Linked DNA regions of Homo sapiens: region 2 is linked to region 1. The links are chromatin contacts, found by Hi-C in ENCODE. All regions are on one chromosome and are shown on one strand. The core of a region is the stretch at or near the end of the contact, and the rest is flanking DNA. Distances in the headings are between cores, read along the strand shown. Region 1 overlaps LOC105379172 (a long non-coding RNA gene). Region 2 overlaps LOC105379173 (a long non-coding RNA gene).

The links. Hi-C counts contacts between places; a loop is a spot of excess contacts on that map. Pooled maps may share reads with other maps.
Region 2: a map with no recorded cell type shows a loop between it and region 1 (7-fold over the local background). The contact joins two enhancer-like sites. A Hi-C loop is called at or near these places in 1 of 168 maps with a recorded cell type or tissue (CD4-positive, alpha-beta memory T cell), 4 of 37 single-sample maps with no recorded cell type and 14 of 50 pooled maps.

Annotation. Positions count from the first base shown.
Region 1 is chr5:131,066,957-131,073,489 of GRCh38, forward strand. It overlaps LOC105379172 (a long non-coding RNA gene), which reads left to right. Exons shown (of 5, transcript XR_007058928.1): 5 at 1,305-1,594. Among named protein-coding and RNA genes, the nearest start is that of HINT1, 95 kb to the right of the region's middle. Within about 2 kb of position 2,120, at least 6 of the 41 ENCODE cell types and tissues checked have a DNase peak (open chromatin) inside an H3K27ac peak, as active enhancers do.
Region 2 is chr5:131,409,946-131,416,483 of GRCh38, forward strand. LOC105379173 (a long non-coding RNA gene) reads right to left here. Exons shown (of 3, transcript XR_007058929.1): 2 at 5,126-6,538. Among named protein-coding and RNA genes, the nearest start is that of CDC42SE2, 150 kb to the left of the region's middle. Within about 2 kb of position 4,191, at least 3 of the 41 ENCODE cell types and tissues checked have a DNase peak (open chromatin) inside an H3K27ac peak, as active enhancers do.

The DNA.
Region 1 (6,533 bases), core at 870-3,369:
ACTCAACACCAGCCATGATTGTGAGTTTCCTGGGGCTTCCCAAGCCATGCTTCCTTTATAGTCTGTGAAGCTGTGAGTCAATTAAACCCCTTTTCTTATAAGTAAACTGGTTTCTGGTATTTCTTTACAGCAGTATGAAAACAAACTAATACAGGGACCTCCCCCATTAGGGTGAAATGGCCAGGACTTTATTCCCCCACCTCAGTCAGTCACCAGACACAGGCTGGCTTGGAAAAGATATGACCTTCGACAATGCAGTTCACTGCAGCTCAAGCAAATCCCAAAGAAGCTGACAGCTGGAGGTTTCTGTTGACTGCACTCCACCAGCTAGAAAGCAAATCCTTCCTGAAAGGTAGATTTTGGCAATGTATATCCATGTCCACCACCACAAGTATTAATTTTTTAAATTTTATTAAAAAATGAAAAGCCTGAGACAAATACTAAACTACACTGGATGCAAGACAGCATATTGAAATTGTGAATCTTCCAGAAAAACTTGGACATGTGGTCACCATAGTTCTAAATAAACCAATTTCTGGTTCTAGGTCCTCTACCCTGTCCCTCACCATGCAGAAGAAGCTGGACTTATGCAAACATGCTTTATATCCTTTCCAGCCTTGCCAGATATATGGGAGGACACCTGACCCAAAAGAATGTTAAACCAAAAATTGCCAACAAAATACAATGTGTCCTGGGAGTCCTGGGACAAGAATTGAGATCAGCTCATCAATTTCTCTTCCTCAGGAATTTTAACCAAGGAAATAACAAAGGAAAGGTGAGGTCAACAAAATGAAGCAGAAGTGAGATGATCTAATGTAGAAATTGAGCAAGAAAACCACGACAGACCATGTTCAAACAGAAATTACGAGGGAAACAAAACTATGAGTAAGCAGAAGTTAGGAGGAAGATTTAAAAAATTAGAGCAGAGGATCAAGGAGATATTTCTTATCAAAATAGAAGCAGATGGGCAAAGGCTAAATGAGTCAAATTAAGGGCAGGACACTCCTATTGCTTTGACTGTAGACCCAACTTCCCATTCCTGTTCTTCCAGAGGCCCAGCTGCTTATTTCTAAGTGTGCATGAATCTTTCACCTCCAAGTATATTGATTCCCTCATCAAAAAGGTTACAAACTAGTGCTTCCCAAGCTTCTGTTGCAAAGTAATTCTCTGGCATTTGCATTAAAACCAAAGATCTCTGTTCAACCTCTCCATTTTTATTTAGAATAAATTTATGGTGTCATGAGGAAGTTTCATCTTGCTAATATTGCCAAATTCTATACTCTTATTTCTCATTCCCAAAACAGAAAATAACTCCAACTCTTTCAAAAGAGCTCATTTAGTGGCAATTCTTCCTATTTCATCTGTTACGGCTAGTGAGTTCTGCGCTTACTGAAGCATCTCCTGACCCTAGAGACAATTGCAACCATGGCAAGAATACCAACAATGTTATGCTAGATCCCACGGCAAAAGGGTAACAAAATTGGATTTTATGACTCTTTATCATTGAATCACCCTCAACAACACCAATTCTGGGAAGTTCTGATAATACATTTCTGACTGCCTGACCTCATAATGTACAATAGATTCCCTTTCTAGTAAAAGGACCCAGCACCAGATTTCCCTATTTGAATTATATTTCTACACTGTCCTTACAAAAATATCATTCTCGGCCGGGCGCGGTGGCTCACATCTGTAATCCCAGCACTTTGGGAGGCCGAGGTGAGCAAATCATGAGGTCAGGAGATCGAGACTATCCTGGCTAACATGGTGAAATCCCGTCTTTACTAAAAATACAAAAAAAATTAGCCAGGCGTGGTGGTGGGCGTGACTCGGGAGGCTGAGACAGGAGAATGGCGTGAACCCAGGAGGCAGAGCTTGCAGTGAGCCGAGATCGCGCCACTGCACTCCAGCCTGGGCAACTGAGCAAGACTCCATCTCAAAAAAAAAAAAAAAAAAATATATATATATATATATATATATATATTCTCAACTATTTCAGGTCTAAGGAGCCATCTACTGTTTTAAGAACAAACTGCAATTAATGATCATTTCTCAAACCATAAAAGGCCCAATCAACTAAATTACATTCTCTCTCTCTCTGTCTCTCTTTCTCTGTCTTCCCCTTCCTTGGCCCCCTGCCTTGTTGTGGTGGTAGTGGTGATGGTGATAATAATGGCTCTTTGTTCTCAAGAAATTATGCTGTGCCAAATTCAAGACAGTGTTTTTATTGTGGTTGTGTACATACGAAAAATGCCTTATAGTTGTTTATTGAATTTTGAATTTTTTATACACAAGAGTCATTCCCTGTTGGAAATGAGAAGCAAGTTTTCTCTTTGTTGCTTTTAACTGAAGAATATATTATAAGCTCTTTCTCTAGATACATTCTGAAACTGTAAAAAACACTTTCAAAATAAAGGTCAGCCATGTCGTCTGTGCAATGTTAATTGCTAAGTGCTGAACTAGCACTGTAGTCAGTCTTTGAAGTGGAGCCTGGCTGGGTTGACAGCCTAGGGTGGCTGCCCCATGCTTTCAGAGCAACACAGGATGTTGCTTGGTCTCTTCAGAAAGAGGCTGCCAGGAAATGAAGTTTCACATGAGAAACTTGCTGCTCTAATGCATTTCAGGCTATTCTTTTCCATTTGAAAGCCTAGGTGCAATGAGTGAAGAAATCTTTTCTTAAAAACTCCAAATAGGTCTTGAAGTACATGCATGTTCACTGAGGTAGTGATTTCCTCTCCTTCTAGTATCTTGTGCCCATATACAAGAAAAAGAATATGTGTAGTTAGTAAATTTTTAAAAATCATCTCATGTTTATTCCTGATGGAAGATTGAAAAAGCTAAGGAAAGAAGAGATGCCTTGGGCTCATGTTAAATGCACTCTGGAAGAACAAAATGTAAAACCACTGATTTTCAATTAAAAGATAATGATTCCAGTGGGTGGTTGCAGTTAAGATGAAGTAAGATGCACCCTGCCTCATTCAATGAAGCAACTAAAAACCCTGCACAGAAGGCAGGGAGCAGTTATCTAGGGACTCTAAAAAGTAAATAATAGCAGACTGGTTTGAGAGACAAAACAGAACTCAATGTAAGATCAATCCACTGGTGAGTTTTGTCCTCCTCTCCCGCTATTTTCTGGCCTTAGATTCAAAAGCATCCCAAAACCCAGAACTCCACAGTAGGTGCAAATAGAAAGAGCTGCAAGAGAAGTCCTCTCATTCTGGTCCAAAAAGCAGAAAAGGGAGCCTTTAAGGATCAGAGTGAAGAAAATCCCTTGGGGTGTTCTTTTCTGTTCTCTCTTATTGCTGCCCCCAGGCAATCCCCTGGAGCAACAGACATAGAGGCAGTGGCAGCTGTGCAAGCACCTGAAACTCTAAGGGAAGAGAGCTCTTCTCTCTGGCCAGGACTTGGGTCCCAAAAGCATGGGGGAAATATATGTTGCTTTTTTTTTTTCCCCCATCTTCCCATGCCTTGGCTGTGGAAGCAGAGACAGTCACAAGAAGTGAACATAGGAGCAGAAAAACTACATAATTTTCCCAGCCACAACCCTACACTACTTACGCCTGTAATTTCAGGACTTTGGGAGGCCAAGGCTGGTGGATCACCTGAGGTCAATAGTTGGAGACCAGCCTGGCCAACATGGTGAAACCCCGTCTCTACTAAAAATACAAAAATTGGTCAGGTGTGGTGGCGTGCACCTGTAATCCCAGCTACTTGGGGAGGTTAAGGCAAGAGAATCACTTGAATCCAGGAAGTGGAGGTTGCAGTGAGCCGAGATCACGCCACTACACTCCAGCCTGGGCAACAGAGTGAGACGCGAAAGAAAGAGAGAGAACAGATTATTGGCGAACATGTATGCAACTCCGCCATGTAACTATGTTAACTAATTTTAATGTACTTGATTTAACAGTTTCTAGGGGGAGTGATTATAGATTTGTCCTCTGAGTAATTCTTCTATATTTTTGCCTTATGTATTTTTTTTTTTTTTTTTTGAGACAGAATCTCGCTTTGTCGCCCAGGCTGGAGTGCAGTGGCGCAATCTCAGCTCACTGCAAGCTCCGCCTCCCGGGTTCATGCCGTTCTCCTGCCTCAGCCTCCCGAGTAGCTGGGACTACAGGCGCCCGCCACTACGCCCGGCTAATTTTTTTTTTGTATTTTTAGTACAGATGGCGTTTCACCGTGTTAGCCAGGATGGTCTCGATCTCCTGACCTCGTGATCCACCCGCCTTGGCCTCCCAAAGTGCTGGGATTACAGGCGTGAGCCACCGCGCCTGGCCTGCCTTATGTATGTTAAGATTATATTTCTAGGCACATATAGGTTGTGTAATTGCTACATCATCCAGGTAAAATATTATTTTTTCATTATATTTTGACCCTTTTTACCTCTGCAAAGTTTGCTCCAGTTTGGATATTTGAAAGGACTCACCAGACTTCCCAGAATACAGATGGCTCCTGACTTACAATGGTTCAACTTAATATTTTTTTTTACTTTATGGATGGTGTGAAAGTGATACACTTTCAGTAGAAACTGTACTTTGAGTACCCATACTGTTTCTTACTTTAAATACAGTATTTAATAAGTTACATGAGATTTTTAACACTTTCTTACAAAAAGGCTTCATATTAGATTATTTTGCCCAACTGTAGGTGTTAGTAAGTTTCTTTCTTTCAATACAGTATTCTGTTTCTTACTTTCAATACAGTGTTTAATGTTACATGAGATTTTTAACACTTTCTTATAAAATAGGCTTCATATTAGATTATTTTGCCCAACTGTAGGCATTAGTAAGTGTTCTGAGTACATTTAAGGTAGGCTAGACTAAGCTATGATGTTTGGTAGGTTAGGTATAGTAAATGCATTTTCAACATAGAATATTTTAAACTTAAAATAGGTTTATTGGGACATAACCCTATCATAAATTGAGGAGCATCTATATATGCCTGTAGGCCTTTTAAAGACAAAGAACACAGTGTAGCAAGAGAAAGTGATTGCAGGCAAGCTCCTCAGGGCCCAACTTTAACCACCAAGATGTGTGCAAGGAATTTTAGTTTCAGAAGAACTCAAAGAGAAGTTTTCAGTAGGGGGGCTTTAAGTCCTTCTGGCCACAATCAAACCAGCTTGTCACACCAGTTAAGCCAGCTGGAATTCATTGGTAAAGAAACTGACCTTGAGAGTCGCTACAGGAGTTTTGGACCTTAAACGACACATCACAAATTCCACTGCCCTTATCTTGACCAAAAGTCAAAAACCAGACAGCCAATCATCCCCAGAGATAAACATGATGGTTTTCCTTTCCAGCTGTAAATTAATTCTATCTCCACAATCTCTGATACAGATTTTGCCTGAAAGTCTGTTTGGTGTGAAATTAATATTGCTCTACCACGTTAGTCGTAGTTTGTTTTTTCCAAGTATGCCTTTTTTCATTTCTTCACTCTCAAACTTTCTGTGTCATTACAGTTGTGCCTCTTATAAATGGCATATAGCTAGATATCATATAAATCAGTCTCAGTTTCTGTTCTTTAACTGATAAATCCAATCTGTGAATATCACTATATTAGAATATTCCTATCAATATTTTTCTGGTTTGTATCCAGCATTGTTGTCTTTGCTCCTTTTTCTTCTTTCTGCCTTATATCACTTTAATAGAGGGTTTTTTCCTTTGTCTCTCTCCTTGCCATTTTTACACTTTTCTGCTTTAAAAATTGCATATACTCTTTCTATTTAGTTGCTGATATTCCTAAAGTTTACTTACATACTTCATTTAACAAAGCATACCATCTATCAAAAACTATAAAGACCTAAGAAATCAAGAGACCTCTCCTCTCACATGTAATTGTTATAGACAATTTGTATTTTAGTTCCACTTTATTTTCAAATCCTCCAAAATTAATCATTATTATTGTTATTTAGAGTCAATACTTATTAGTACTAGGTTAGACCATATTAGTTTTTTTCTGAGATGGAGTCTTGCTCTGTTGCCCAAGCTGGAGTGCAGTGGTGCAATCTTGGCTCATTGCAACCTCTGCCACCAGGGTCAAGTGATTCTCCTGCCTCAGCCTCCCAAGTAGCTGGGACTACAGGAAGCCCCCATCACACCTGGCTAATTTTTGTATTTTTAGTAGAGACAGGGTCTCACCATGCTGACCAAACTGGTCTCGAACTCCTGACCTCAAGTGATCCATCCTCCTCGGCCTCCCAAAGTGCTGGGATTACAGGCGTAAGCCACTGCGCCTGGCCTAATTGCTATTTTTATATTTGTTTTTTTTTATTATACTTTAAGTTTTAGGGTACATGTGCACATTGTGCAGGTTAGTTACATATGTATACATGTGCCATGCTGGTGCGCTGCACCCACTAACTCGTCATCTAGCATTAGGTATATCTCCCAATGCTATCCCTCCCCCCTCCCCCCACCCCACCACAGTCCCCAGAGTGTGATATTCCCCTTCCTGTGTCCATGTGATCTCATTGTTCAATTCCCACCTATGAGTGAGAATATGCGGTGTTTGGTTTTTTGTTCTTGCGATAGTTTACT
Region 2 (6,538 bases), core at 2,941-5,440, 350 kb after region 1:
GCTGAGGTGGGTGGATCACAAGGTCAAGAGATCAAAACCATCCTAGCCAACATGGTGAAACCTTGTCTCTAATAAAAATACAAAAATTAGCTGGGCATGGTGGCGCACACCTGTAGTTCCAGCTACTCTGGAGGCTGAGGCAGGAGAATCACTTGAACCTAGGAGGTGGAGCCTGCAGTGAGCCGAGATCGCGCCACTGCACTCCAGCCTGGCAACCGAGTGAGATTCTGTCTCAATAAAATAAAATAAAATAAAATGGACAAATGGAATCACAACAAGTTAAAAATCTTCTGGGCCGGGCACGGTGGCTCACGCCTGTAATCCCAGCACTTTGGGAGGCCGAGGCGGGTGGATCACGAGGTCAGGAGATTGAGACCATCCTGGCTAACACGGCGAAACCCCGTCTCTACTGAAAAATACAAAAAATTATCCAGGTGTGGTGGCGGGCGCCTGTAGTCCCAGCTACTTGGGAGGCTGATGCAGGAGAATGGCGTGAACCTGGGAGGTGGAGCTTGCAGTGAGCCAAGATCATGCCACTGCACTCCAGCCTGGGCAACAGAGCAAGACTCCATCTCAAAAAAAAAAAAAAATCTTCTGCACTGCAAAGGAAACAATCAGGAAACAATCAACAAAGTGAAGACACAACCCACAAAATGGGAGAAAATATTTGCAAACTACCCATCTGACAAGGGATTAATAACCAGAATATATAGAAGCTCAAACAACTCCATAGGAAAAAATCTAATACAATAAAAAAAATGGGCAAATGGTTTGAATAGAAATTTCTCAAAAGACATACAAATGGCAACAAATCAAAACTACAATGAGAAATCATCTCACCCTCAGTTAAAATGGCTTATATCCAAAAGACAGGCAATAACAAATGCCAAAAATGTGGAGGAAAGGCAACCCTTGTACAATGTTGGTGGGAATGTAAATTAGTGCAACCACTATGGAGAACTATTGGAGGTTCCTCAAAAAACTAAAAATAGAGCTACCATCCAACAGTAGGATCCAACAATCCTACTGCTGGGTATATATACCCAAAACAAAGGAAAGATATCTGCACTCCCATGTTTGTTACAGCACTGCTCATAAAAGCTAAGATTTGGAAGCAACCTAAGTGTCCATCAACAGATGAATGGATAAAGAAAACGTAGCACAGGCCAGGCGCGGTGGCTCATGCCTGTAATCCCAGCACTTCGGGAGGCTGAGGCAGGCAGACAGCTTGAGCTCAGGAGTTTGAGACTAGCCTGGGCAACATGACAAAAACCTTGTCTCTACTAAAAATACAAAAATTAGCTGGGCGTAGTGGCACATGCCTGTGGTCCCAGCTACTCGGGGGACTGAGGTGGGAGGATCACTTGAGCCCAGGAGGTGGAGGTTGCAGTGAGCCAAGACCACGCCACTGCATTCCATCCTGGGTGACAGAGACCCTGCCTCAAAAAAAAAAAAAAAAAAAAAATTGAGTGGCACATATACACAATGGAATACTATTCAGCTATAAAAAAGAATGTGATCCTGCGTGTCATTTGCAACAACATGGTTGGAACTGGAGATCATTACGTTAAGTGAAATAAGTCAGGCACAGAAAGACAAACATCACACGTTCTCACGTGTGTGATCTAAAAATCAAAACAATTGAATTCATGGACATAGAGAGTAGAAGGGTGGTTACCAGAGGTACAAAAACATAGTTAGAATGAGTAAGACTTACTATTTGACAGCACAATAGGGTAACTACAGTCAGTAATATACATTTTTAAATAAAAGTGTGTAATTGGATTGCTTGTAATATAAAAGATAAACGTTTGAGGGAATGGATGCCCCATTCTCCCTCTGATTATTTCATGTTGCATGCCTGTATCAAAACATCTCATGTACCCCATAAATATATATACCTATGTACCCACAAAAGTTAAAAATTAAAAAAATTGGCTGGGTGCAGTGGCTCACACCTGTAATCCCAGCACTTTGGGAGGCCCAGGTGGGCAGATCACCTGAGGTCAGGAGCTCGAGACCAGCCTGGCCAACATGGTGAAACCCCGTCTCTACTAAAAATACAAAAATTAGCTGGGCATGGTGGCACATGCCTGTAATTCCAGCTACTCAGGGAGGCTGAGGCAGAAGAATCAGTTGAATGTGGGAGGCGGAGGTTGCAATGAGCTGAGATCGTGCCACCGCACTCCAGCCTGGGTGACAGAACGAGATTCCATCTCAAAAAAAAAAAATTAAAAATTAAAACAATTGGCTGGGCATGGTGGCTCACGCCTGTAATCCCAGCACTTTGGGAGGCCGAGGTGGGCGGATCACCTGAGGTTGGGAGTTCAAGACTAGCCTGGCCAACATGGAGAAACCCTGTCTCTACTAAAAATACAAAAATCAGCCGAGCATGGTGGTGCATGCCTGTAATCCCAGCTACTCGGGAGGCTCAGGAGAATCACTTGAAACCAGGAGGCGGAGGTTGCAGTGAGCCAAGATCACACCACTGCACTCCAGCCTGGGCAACAAGAGCGAAACTCCGTCTCAAAAAAAAAAAAAAAAAAAAAAAAGAAAAAGAAAAAAAATTAAAACAATTGTAAAAAGGTTCATCCATTTTGCAGCATGTCAGAATTTCTTTCCTTTTCAAGGTTAATAATGTTTCATTCATTGTATGCATCCAGCATTTTATCCATTCATCCACTGATGGGCACTTGGGTTGCTTCCACCTTAGCCATTGCTGATAATATTGCTATGAACAAGGGTGTACAAATATCTCTTTGAGACCCTACTCTCAATTCTTTTGCACATATATACATATATATATATACACATATATGTATATATACACACACACATATATATACACATATATGTATATATACACACACACACATATATATGTACCCAGAAGTGGAACTGCTGGATCATATGGTAATTCCATGTTTAATATTTTGAGGAACTTACATATTATTTTCCAAAGCAGTTGCATTACTTACATTCCCATCAAGAGTGTACATGACTTCTAATATCTCTACATGCTCTCTAACAATTGTTATTTTCAATTTTTTTGACAGTAACCATCCTCATGGGTGTGAGGTGGTATTTTGTTGTGATTTTGACTTGTGGATTAGTGACACTGAACCACTTTTCATGTGCTTGTTGGCCAACTGTTATCTTCTTTGGAGAAATATCTATTCAAATCTTTTACCTTTTTTTTAAAGACAGGGTATCATTCTGTCACCCAGGCTGGAGTGCAGTGGCAAAATCAGGGCTCACTGCAGCCTCATCTCTTGGGCTGAAGCGATCCTCCCACCTCAGCCTCCTGAGTAGCTGGGATTACAGGTATCTGCCACCACGCCTGGCTAATCTTTAAATTTTTTGTGGAGACAGGGTCTCACCATGATGCCCAGGCTGGTCGTGAACTCTTGGGCTCAAGTAATCTTCCTGCCTTAGCCTACCAAAGTGCTGGGATTCTAGTGTGAGCCACAGTGCTCGGCCATTTTTGCTGCCCCCAACCCCTTTTTGGCAGAGTCTCCCTCTGTCACCCAGGCTGAAGTGCAGTGGTGTGATTACGGCTCACTGCAGCCTCAACCTCCCAGGATCAAGTGACGCTCCTGAATGGCCTCCAAAGTAGCTGAGACTGCAGGCACGCGCCTCCATGCCCGGCTAATTTTTAAAATGTTCTGTAGAGATGGGGTCTCTCTATGTTGCCCAGGCTAGTCTCAAACTCCTGAACTCAAGATATCCTCCTGCCTTGGCCTCCCAAAGTATTGGGATTACAGGCATTGCTCGACCTTCTGCCCATTTTAAATTGGGTTTTCTGTTGTTGACAGAGAGATTTTATTTGATAATAATTTAAATAATATTACTTTTAATATTGATAATTTAAAGAAATATTTTTGAAATATGTATTTTAAATGTTATATAAAATGCATTTCAAGTATTCCAGTGTAAAATATACACTGTGCTCTCCCAATCAGAATGGAATGGACTTTATTTGAACCCCTACAGATAACAATATTGTCATTAAAAATTAGGAAACTGAAATTTAGAAAGGATGAGCACCTTATCCAACAGGACACTGAATTTTTCAGTACTACCTTCAGAGATCACTGAACTGTAGCCTGTTTTTGTCTAGGCTTAACTAGGGAAGAAGCCACTTTCGATCTCACGCAAATGGTTAACAGAATCTATTTCCTGTGGCTGGGGAGCTGAGGGCTCTGGCTTCTTGCTGACTATTGGCTGCAGTCCTCCCTTAGCTCCTAGAGGCCTCCTGCAGTTCATGTCCCCATGTGCCTCCTCAACATGTGCACTTCATTAAGCCAAGGAGAGCCTAGAGCTAGTTTGCTAGCAAGATGGAGTCTTATACAGTGTAACATAATCGTGCAGCTACATTACACCACCTTTGCCATTTTCTATTGCTGTGAAGCAACTCACAGGTCTCAATCATAACCAAGGGGATGATACAGTAGAAAATGGCAAAGGGCATGACTACTAGGACACCAGGGTGGCAGACTGTATTTTTCAAAAACAGCCACAGCAATATTCTCTGACATGGTCTTCTAGAACCTTGTTACTTTTTATCAACAATTTCCTCTGCTTCCCTGTCACTGAACCTGGGTGACACACTGTGATACAGCTTGCCTGGCTCTCTCTTTTGCGATACTTGCCCTTGAAACTCAACCTCCATGATCTGAGGCAGGCCAAAACAGCCCATATGGAGAGATCACATGGAGAGGTTCACGTGGTCAGGAATAGAGGCCTCAAACAACAGCCAGCATTAACTCTCAGCTATGAGCTTTCAAATAATTCCTGTCCTGAGCCTGAATCTTTCAGCTAAGGCCTTAATCACTGTGGAGCACAGAAAAGCCAGCTTTTCTAAACCCTGTGCAAATTCCTGAACAATAAACAAGCATAATAAATGGTTGTTTCATGCCACTAAATTTTGGGTTGATTTGTTACACAGCCATAGTAATTGGGACATGTTAATAGAATAAAGGAGCAAGAACCCACAATTATTTCAATACATGCAGAAAAAGCATTTGATAGAGTCTGACATTTATTAATAATTAAAAAGTTCCAGCAAATTATAAATCGAAGGGAACTTTCTTAATCTGACAAAGAGTTAATACATAAAACTTACTGCACACAGTGTATTTATTGTTGACAGTTTTTCTCTATCATCACTTCTATTCATTATATTGGAAGTTCTGGGTAACTGAAAAAATAAAAGGCATAAGAATTAGAAAGGAAGAAATAGAACTGCCTTTAGCTGCAGATTACATGTCTATATAGAAAATCTGAGATTATTATTATTATTAGGATTCAGTGAGTTTGGTAAGACTGTTGGACACTGGAACAACATTAAAAAATCAATTTTATTTCTATTTGACAAAAAATAATCAAAGTCTGGGCACAGTGGCTCGTAAGTGTAATCCCAACACTTTGGAAAGCCAAGGCAGGAGAATCACTTGAGCCTAGGAGTTCAAGACCAGCTTGGGCAAAATTAGTAGACCCCGTCTCTACAAAAACATTAAAAAATTAGCTGGGTCCATGTGGTGTGCACTTGTAGTCCCTTCTACCTTGGAGGAGGTCGAGGCTATAGTCAGCTGTGATTGCACCACTGCACTCCAGCCTGGGCAACAGAGCAAGAAACCATCTCTTAAAAGAGAGAATAATTAACAACTGAAAATTTAGAAGCTACTATTTATAATAGCATCAAACATACTGCTTAAAAATAAATCTTACATAAAAAGTATGAAACTCTTAAACCAAAACAATAAAACAGAGCAATAGAAAATCTAAGTGGAGAAATATACTACATTCATAGATCAGAAGACTAAATTTCAAGATGTTACTCTCCTTCAAAATGATATATAGATTCAAGAAAATCACAATGAAAATTGCAATTGTATGCATATGTGTAAGTGTACTTGTGTGTAAGTTGGTAAGCTGGTTCTAAAATTTTTTGGAAATACAATGATACAAGACATCAAAAAAGGAGAACAGGGTTAGAGAACTTTCTCATTAAGATATTGATATGTGTAATACTAGAGTAATTAAGAGTGTGGTATTGGAAAATGGAGAAATAAACAGGCTAATGAAACAGAATACAGACCCCAGAAATAAACTCAAGTATACTGGACACTCAAGTATATATGGACACTTGATTTACAGCAAAGATGGCAGTGAAGTGCACTAGACAAAATGTCTTTTCAATAAATGGTGCAGGAACAATCTGTAGGTAGAGGAATGAAACCTGACTCCTACCTCATACTACACATAAACATCTATTCCAGATCTGTTTTAGAGCTAAATTTAAAAGGCAAAACATTTAAAATGTAACACAGAATATAATCATGAACTTAGAGTAAGGACTTCTTAAGCAGAACACAAAGGCTGGGTGCAGTGGCTCACGCCTGTAATTCCAACACTTTGGGAGGCTGAGGTGGGTGGATTACTTGAGGTCAGGAGTTTGAGACTAGCCTGGCCAACATGGTGAAACCCTGTCTCTACTAAAAATACAAAAATTAGACGGGAGTGGTGGTGGACATCT